Regions from separate parts of the Homo sapiens genome. Here regions 1 and 2 are each linked to region 3. Evidence: chromatin contacts called from ENCODE Hi-C or POLR2A ChIA-PET data. All regions are on one chromosome and are shown on one strand. Each heading gives the region's core, a stretch centred on a gene start or an enhancer-like site at or near the end of the contact. The rest is flanking DNA. Distances are from core to core; before and after follow the strand shown. Region 1 holds the start of SIRT4 (sirtuin 4). Region 2 holds the start of CLIP1 (CAP-Gly domain containing linker protein 1). Region 3 holds the start of RNF34 (ring finger protein 34).

Region 1 (2,700 bases), core at 140-2,639, 1.1 Mb after region 3:
AGCGCTGTAACTCTTTGACCTTCTCAGGGTCCAGAGGAGGACTTGCTGGCACAAATAACCCAATGGAGGCTTTCGAGCACGGCTGGCTGGGGTTTGCGATCCAACGGCCTTTTGCTGACCTGAAAGTCAACGCAAAGCTCATCTTCATTCTAGAGAAAAAGAAGCCTCATGTGAGAAACTGGGGTGGTTTTTTTTTTTTCTCATTTTTTGTTTGTTTGTTTTCGTTTTGTTTTTTGAGACAGAGTCTCCCTCTGTTGCCCAGGCTAGAGTACAGTGGCATGATCTTGGCTCACTGTAACCGCCGCCTCCCGGGTTCAAGTGATTCTCCTGCCTCAGCCTCCAGAATAGCTGGGACTACATGGCCACCATGCCCGGCTAATTATTGTATTTTTAGTAGAGGCAGGGTTTCACCATGTTGGCCAGGCTAGTCTCGAACTCCTGAGCTCTAGTGATCTGCCCGCCTCGGCCTCCCAACGTGCTGGAATTACAGGTGTGAGCCTCTGAGTCTGGCCCTAATGAGTCAGGTTTTGTTTGATTTTGTTCATGTAATTAAGCACACACACGCATTCCTTTTATTTTTTCATTTCCCCCTTATTTTAGTTTACCCTCCACTGCAAGCTCTGCTACTTGGACACATCAGAGAGACAAGACCCCTGCCCGTCAGCTTTTCTAGCTGTAACAATAGAGGGCCGGGTGCGGTGGCTCACGTCTGAAATCCCAGCACTTTGGGAGGCCGACGCAGGCAGATCACTTGAGATCAGGAGTTCGAGACATGCCTGGCCAACATGGTGAAACCCCGACTCTACTAAAAATACAAAAAAAATTAGCCGGGCATTGTGGCACGTGCCCGTAATCCCAGCTACTAGGGAGGCTGAGGCAGGAGAATTGCTTGAACCCGGGAGGCGGAGGTTGCAGTGAGCCGAGATCGCGCCGTTGCACTCCAGCCTGGGCGAAGAAGCAAGACTCCGTATCAAAAAAAAAAAAAAAAAGAAAAAGAAAAAACTTTGACATATTATTTGACACAATGCAATGCATAAATCCTCTAGTGACATGCACCCCGTATGTAAACATTATTTTATGTTTGGCTTTCCAGATCTGAGATCAGGACCCCGCTTTCTCCTTGACATTCCACAGCAAAACGTGAACAGCTGAACAAACACACAGTCCGGTTTCCCGAGACCAAAGGGTCAGGGGAAACCCCCGCTGAAAACGTGCATCAGTGGAACAACTACTCTCTTCCAGGTCCCACCGAGGGCAAAGAGGAGAAATAGAATCCCTCACAAGAAATCCACAACTTCTAGAAATCCGCAGCACACACAGAACACACTTACCTCTCACAGCTCTACGGACACTTCACACCCCACAGTGGGACCGTCTGATTGCATTTGCATTTTGGGACATGTAGTCCAGAAAGCTTAAATGATGCGAGAAAAACCACAAGTCCCACAATCCTCCGCGTCTCGCAATTGACAGCCCCAGATCATCCAGGAACGCCCCCTGTCGGCTCTTTCTGGTCAGAGGTTCCCCCGTTAATATAAAAGCTTTTAATCATGGATTTTTTTCTTTGTTTTCAATTTCTGTGGGCACTTAGTAGGTGTATATATTTATAGTGTACATAAGATTTTTTTTCTTTTTTCTTTTTTTTTTTTAAGACGGAGTTGTTGTTTTTTTTTTTTGAAAAAACTCCAGTCTGGAGTGCAGTGGCACGATCTCGGCTCACTGCAACCTCCCTCTCCCGGGTTCAACCGATTCTCCTGCCTCAGCCTCCCGAGTAGCTGGGATTATTTTTGTATTTTTAGTAGAGACGGGGGTTTCGCCATGTTGGCCAGGCTCGTCTTGAACTCCTAACCTCAGGTGATCCGCACGCCTTGACCTCCCAAAGTGCTGGGATTATAGGCGTGAGCCACTGCGCCCGGCCATCTTTTCTCTTATTTTTTGTCTTTTTTTCTTTTCTCTGTGCCTGTCTATGCTTTACCCACATGAGATGTTTTGATACAAACATGCAATGTGAAATGAGCACGTCATTAATCATGGATCTAGATTTGACTTTTTTTTAAAGTTTTTGTATTTTTAGTAGAGACAGAGTTTCACCATGTTGGCCAGGCTGGTCTCGAACTCCCGACCTCAGGTGATCCGCCAACCTCGGCCCCCCAAAATGCTGGGATTACAGGCCTGAGCCACTGTTCCCGGCCTAGATTTGACTCATTCTAAACATCAGAGTTTGTGATCCTTTTCATTCACAACGACAGTATCAAGTTATTTGCTATTGGTAAAATACCTTGAACTTGTGAAGAAATGTGTTTATACATATCTGAAAAAGTGATAGTTTGTTGTTGTTGTTGTTGTTGTTTGTTTGTTTGTTTTTGAGACGGAGTCTCGCTCTGTTGCCCAGGCTGGAGTGCAATGGTGCCATTTCGGCTCACTGCAACCTCCGCCTCCCGGGTTCAAGCAATTCTCCTGCCTCAGCCTCCTGAGTAGCAGGGATTATGGGCGCATGCCACTACGCCCGGTTAATTTTTTTATTTTTAGTAGAGACAAGGTTTCACCATGTTAGCCAGGATGGTCTTGATCTCCTGACCTCGTGATCTGCCCACCCTAGCCTCCCAAAGTACTGGGATTACAGGCGTAAGCCACTGTGCCCAGCCAAAAGTGATGTTTTTACAGTTAATATGAAGCCAAATATATTATACCTGGACTAAT
Region 2 (2,700 bases), core at 122-2,621, 1.0 Mb before region 3:
ATTTTTAATAAAGACAGGCTCAGCCTACTGAGTAGAGAAGAAAAGACAAGCCCATAAGTGTTCCTAGCTGAACTCCCCCATTAGAAGTGGTCTGTGCCTCATCCTATGACATCTATGATTCCACAGCTTGCTGATTACAGCTGAAGACTGTTTAGATTAGGGGGTGAGGCGCGCCTTTCAGATTAGGAATATGGATATGGGATTTCAGGAGTACCACCACCACCTGACCTTGCAGCCTGTAAATTAGGGCGATGTTGAATTAGGTAACAGCATTTCGAGGGATTTCAGACATGAATGGAGAGGAGGGGCCAGGAGACAAATTTACATAGTTCAGAACTTCGTGCATTACCAGAGCAGTTCCCTCTTCCTGCTGGTCCAGGCAGCACGGTGCTTTGAATAAAGGTCAGCTAGAGGGGTCACCCGCCGATTATTCTCTTCTACTGGCAAGGAGGAGGAAGCCCCTGCCCCCTTATCCACCACAAAATCCTGGGCTTCCCCGACAGCTGCAAATTCCTCCCTGGAGATGTAAGGCTTCTGGGGTTGCCATGGTCCATGGGAGTGAAATGCTGGCCGCCCTCTGCTACCCCAGCCCCGAGCAGGCTGTTGCAGCCTTCCCTCCTGTCCCTTTCAAAAGCTTTTAAAGGAAATCCCAGGGGGGAAGGAGGATGGGACACTAACCAGGGCTTCCGTCCAAGCAGCCAGGGCGAATAAAAGGGGCTTTTCTCAAACGAACGGAGCAAACCCTGGGATCGTTTCAAAGGATTTTTAACCCGCGGTCGTTCCCGGAGGGAAGTGGGGAGCAGATACAGTTCTTCCCAAGCTTAACCTGCTCTACAGTTCCTTTCAGCATTTTCTCCAGGGACGCCTCATCCAGGGTCTTTCCCTGGAGGGAGGCGAGGGCAGAGATGATCCTTCCCAATCCCCAACTTAACCTGCTTCGGAAGCGCCTTGCAGCCTGTTTCAAAGGATTTCTCACCCTTGTCTGGCGGGAAGGGGAGGGCAAACAAATGAATCAGCCCCAAAGAGCGGGCTGAGGTCGAGGCTGAATGGGGCTCTTGGGTGTGACTTGCAAATTCTGGGAACACTTTGCAGAAATGACGAGAAGCCCCTCGGAGCAGGCCTGTGGGTTTTCCCTCGCACCTTGCTCCCCAAGCCGGGGCTCGGGAGGGTTCGAGGGCGGAGCGGCGGGCGCGCCGGGGCCAGGGTCCTCCCGGGGCCGCGGTGGGCGCAGACAAAGAGGCGGCGGGGCGGCGCGGGGCCGGGCGCGGGCCGCAGGGCCGGTGCGGACTCGAGGGGCCGGGCCGGCCGGGCCGGCCGGGCGGGCGCGGCGGCGGAGCGCTGGGAGGAGCCGCGCGGCGTCTTCTCCTGGCAGCGCGCGCCCGCCCGGCCCCGCGGCGGCGGCGGCGCGTCACGCTCTCCCCCGCCCCGAGCCGACGAGCCGGGAGGCGGGAGGCGGCGGCCGCGGCGGCTGCTGCTGCTGCAGTGGGACAGGTGGCGGCGACCGGCGGCGTCCGAGGAGGTGAGCAGGGGGCGGCGCGGGCCCTCTCCCTTTCCCGGCACCCCCTGCTCCCCTGCCGGCTTCCCGGCCTGCGGGGCCCGCCCAGGGTCGGGTCGGGGGTCGAAGCCCGGCGTCCGGGAGCGGGGCCGAGCCTCGCGCGCCGGAGCCGTCCGGGAGGGGACCGCGGGAGTCTCGGGTGGCCGGCGCCGGAGGCCGGGGGTCCCTGGGGGGCTCCTCCGGAGCTGGAAAAGTGGCGGCCCTGTCAGCGCCGAGCCGGGCCTTCGCTTCCTCCGCCCGCCTCAAGATGGAGCTTGGACTCCTTGCCCCTGCGCCGCCCCAGGCGCCGCTCTCTCCCTGGCGCCCCGCTCCCTCTCCTGGGCCCCGGGGCGGATGTGGGATCGGCCGGACCCCGGGAGGCCGAAGCCGGGCGGGACCTGTTGCCCCGGGCGCCGCGCCTGTCACCTGAGCATTCCTCAGGCCCCGGGTGCCCGGCGCCCGCGATCCGGCATGGAGGGCACCCTGGCCCGGCCTCCCCCGCTGCCCCGGCTTTTGTTTTCCTCTCAAGTGGGGCTGTGATTCTCGGAGACCGGGGAAGGCTGGAGGTGGCCAGATCGCTCTCGGGTTTCCGAAATCACACCGCTGCCCGGTAATCCGAACCTTCTACCGCGGCAGGGGATTGGCGCGGAAGGCAGATGACACTTGTTCAGAGGTTATTTTACAAGCAGAACCTAGCGATTGCCCGAATTGGAAGGTCCTGCCTTTCAAAAATCGGGTTTTGATTCGGGGGTGAATCCTGAATCCGGCTGTTTCTCCACTTCATGTGGCTTTTCCATCTGGCAGGAGCCGAGCGCCACCCCCTCCTCCCTGCACAGCCCCACCTCTTTGGTATGAAGAAATTACACGTTGTCCGTCATCGGTTTAGATACCTGTTTTTAGCAAAACTTGGGCGCCAGTGAACTGTTTTTTAAAACAAAGGGTGGAGAAGATTCTGTAATTGTGTGTGTGTGATTCAGCAGCCTGGCCTTCTTCCTCTTTTAGGACAGTGGCCCCTAGCAGCTCTATAAGTATTAAGTGCTGTGGCCACTGCTGTCATTAGGGTTATGATTCTGGCTGTTCTTATTATTTGATTTGTGTCACTACTGTTAGCGATGGTATCCACGAATCAGGAGAGTATCCCAGAGTCAGGAATGTGTTTGTTTGAC
Region 3 (2,700 bases), core at 2-2,501:
TTTTTTTTTTTTTTGATACCTATAGCCTTCTGCCTTGTAATATGGTTACTTACAAATAACTCTTCTTTTGAATGGTAAACTGCCTTCCTAAGGGATGAGACTGTATTTTGAATTACTTCTCTTCACCATGTCTCCCTCTTGGCTAACGCACAGAAAACGTTCAACAAAACATGTGCTGAATTTCTGTGACCAGCTGACACTCTTTTTCAATCTTCTATAGTAAATCTTTGACGCTTTATGGAGACAGCGTTAATCTAGCAGCTCACCTGCTAGATTACCCACCCCCAGCACACCTCTGCACTGAGATTAACGAAACCATCTAGGTCTGAAAGTTATCATCACCTTATGACTCATCCCACTTGGTTTGAGTTCGGCAAATGAATCAATACCCTGAACTGACTGCTGTTCACAAAGCTCTTCAGAACTCTCAGTGATCGGGTTGAGAATCATCTCTCAGAAGTAGGCCGGAAACCCCGCTCCCCTTTCCCCTTTTCTTCAACTTCTCATCAGTAATGCTCCCACGCTCTCACTCCCACCTTGGAGAACTCAAGCTGCCAAATTCCTTGCTGCGTTTACCTAGTGGCGATGGAGGCACATCCAGCCTTCTCTAGTTCGCGGCCCCGACGTGCAGCCTACGAAGCACCCCTTCCGGGTGGCATCCCCACCCTGAGAGTTCTTTAACCCGTTAGCCTGGCCCTAGCCTCACCACCCCCTGCACCCCTCCTGTTCTCCTCGGTCCCACGATGTCCCCAACACTTGGGTTAGTTCAAGGACTCGGGGCGGGAAAGGGCACGCCGCGCGCCAAGGGACCGAGGCTCAGGCGAGCCCTGGCGGCTCTGCCTCAGGCCCCCGAGGAGGCGCACAGGGCCCGGCGCAGAGAGGGGCCCACCCGGCGCGAACGCTAGGGACGCCCGGCTTCTCCCCACCGCTCGGGTCGCTGACGGGGGTGGCACTGGAGGAGCTCGAGAGGGTCCGGCAGCCTGCCCTGGCTCGGTTGGGGCACCTGAAGCCGGGCAAGCGACCCCCCTCAGCGCAGCTCTCCGAGATGACGACTAGGTAACCGCTAAGGCGGAAAGAAAGGAGGCGCTTCAGGTGCCCTGGCAGGATAGGATTGGCGAGGAGGGTCTGTCCGGCTCCACCGGCCCCTCACCTTCATGGCCGCGACCGCCTCAGCTCGGCCGGCTCTACCAGGAAACTCAGCACCATAGCAGCTCCTCACACTGCCGACCTCCTTCCCTCTGGGCGGTGATTACCGCGCCCCGGGAGGCGACCGAGCGTCCGGACGTAAGGGGCGTGGTCACGCTCGCCGCGTGCCCCGGTAAAAGCGCAGAGCGGCGGCCACGACGACCAATAGGAAGCCGACTTTCGGGAGGCCGGTCACCAGAGCCAATGAAGCGACAGGGATTGGGCGGGGCCTCTGGCGTTCCTCCTGGCTGGGAGTGCGCGGGGAGGATTCTTTTCCGCCCCGAGCGAAGACCTGCGGACCTGGGCGTGGCGGAAGGCGCGCTGCGGCGCTGCTTTCTCGGTTGGGTGTTTGAAATGGGAGATAGCGTCCCTGAGGAAGCTGCTGCGGCTTTCTGGGCTAGGTGGTCAAGTTTCCGGGGAGGGGAGCGCGGGAAGGGCCGTGGTGAATTTGAACACGCCGGTTGGCTCGAAGGCCTTTGTTATGACCGTCAGAGCAGGGCCTCAGATTTCCTTCCCAGACGTTCCCGCGTTCATGCTCGGTGATGACCTCGGGGCTCCTCACTCGTGGGTCCGGTAAGGAGCGGCAGCTGCACTCGCTAGGACGCGGCCTTTAAAAACAAGACTTATTGAAAACACTTAGAAAACCAAGGGCTCTCAAATCCCAAGGGCTCTTTGAAAAGCTGTATTCAAAATAACCAAAATCGTAGCATAATAAAAGAATTTGCTCGAGTCTTGGAATTGCCTTTGGACAGAGAAACTGAGGTTGTAAATTAAGGTATCGATTTCTTCAGCTGTACTGGATGACAGTTTATTTTCCTACACCTTTTTTTTATTTTTGACAAGGTCTTGCTCTTGCCCAGGCTGGAGTGCAATAGTGTGATCTCGGCTCACTGCAACCTCCGTCTCCCGGGTTCAAAGGATTCTCCTGCCTCAGCCTCCCTAGTAGCTGGGACTTCGTGCGCCCGCCCCACACCCGGCTAATTTTTTCTATTTTTAGTAGAGACTGGTTTTCACTGTGTTGGCCAGGCTGGTCTAGAACTCCTGGCCTCAGGTGAGCCGCCCACCTCGGCCTTCCAAAGTGCTGAGATTAGCCACCGGGCCCAGCCGATTTTCCTACACTTTTTAATCTCACCTCTAACTTAACCAGTATTTAAGATTTTAAACATAAAAAAGTCAGTTCGCTCTTCATGAGGACCTAAGACTGTTCTGTTATTTATATACATTATAGATTTGCTTCGACAAGTTGTGCTATATTAGATTAAAACACACGGAGAGAGAGAGAGTGCGTGGCAGGCCACTTCCTTAGACTGAAATAATGCATCAGAGTATGTATTTCTCTTGCTTCAAGTGCTGCTCAGATAATGTCACTTCTTATCCATAATAGTCCTAGGTTTTTTTTGGAAAAATGTACAGAAAGCCTTTCATTCACGATGTAGGACGCAGCTGAGCTTCATTGGAAGAGAAAGTATTAATTAATTCTCCTAATGATCTAGACACAAAGCAACTCAATAAAAA

What was found. A loop is a pair of places that touch in the nucleus more often than their neighbours do. ChIA-PET counts read pairs that join two places held with the same protein, here RNA polymerase II (POLR2A). Pooled maps may share reads with other maps.
Region 1: a loop to region 3 is called in a pooled map, with 4 times the contacts of the local background. The contact joins the promoter of SIRT4 here to the promoter of RNF34 in region 3. A Hi-C loop is called at or near these places in 1 of 37 single-sample maps with no recorded cell type and 10 of 50 pooled maps. POLR2A ChIA-PET finds 5 or more read pairs at or near these places in 5 of 52 experiments (CD4-positive, alpha-beta T cell, CD4-positive, alpha-beta memory T cell, HEK293 and 2 more).
Region 2: a loop to region 3 is called in a map of B cell, with 19 times the contacts of the local background. The contact joins the promoter of CLIP1 here to the promoter of RNF34 in region 3. A Hi-C loop is called at or near these places in 1 of 168 maps with a recorded cell type or tissue (B cell) and 2 of 50 pooled maps. POLR2A ChIA-PET finds 5 or more read pairs at or near these places in 2 of 52 experiments (H1 and activated B cell).

The regions. Positions count from the first base shown.
Region 1 is chr12:120,301,010-120,303,709 of GRCh38, reverse strand. SIRT4 (sirtuin 4) reads right to left here and starts at 1,389. Exons shown (of 4, transcript NM_012240.3): 1 at 1,332-1,389; 2 at 1-149. The coding sequence starts at 148.
Region 2 is chr12:122,421,340-122,424,039 of GRCh38, reverse strand. It overlaps CLIP1 (CAP-Gly domain containing linker protein 1), which reads left to right and starts at 1,371. Exons shown (of 26, transcript NM_001247997.2): 1 at 1,371-1,519. RefSeq lists an enhancer at 96-195 and silencers at 1,305-1,654, 1,675-2,074.
Region 3 is chr12:121,398,669-121,401,368 of GRCh38, reverse strand. RNF34 (ring finger protein 34) reads right to left here and starts at 1,251. Exons shown (of 6, transcript NM_025126.4): 1 at 1,151-1,251. The coding sequence starts at 1,156. RefSeq lists enhancers at 80-611, 612-1,143, 1,629-1,708.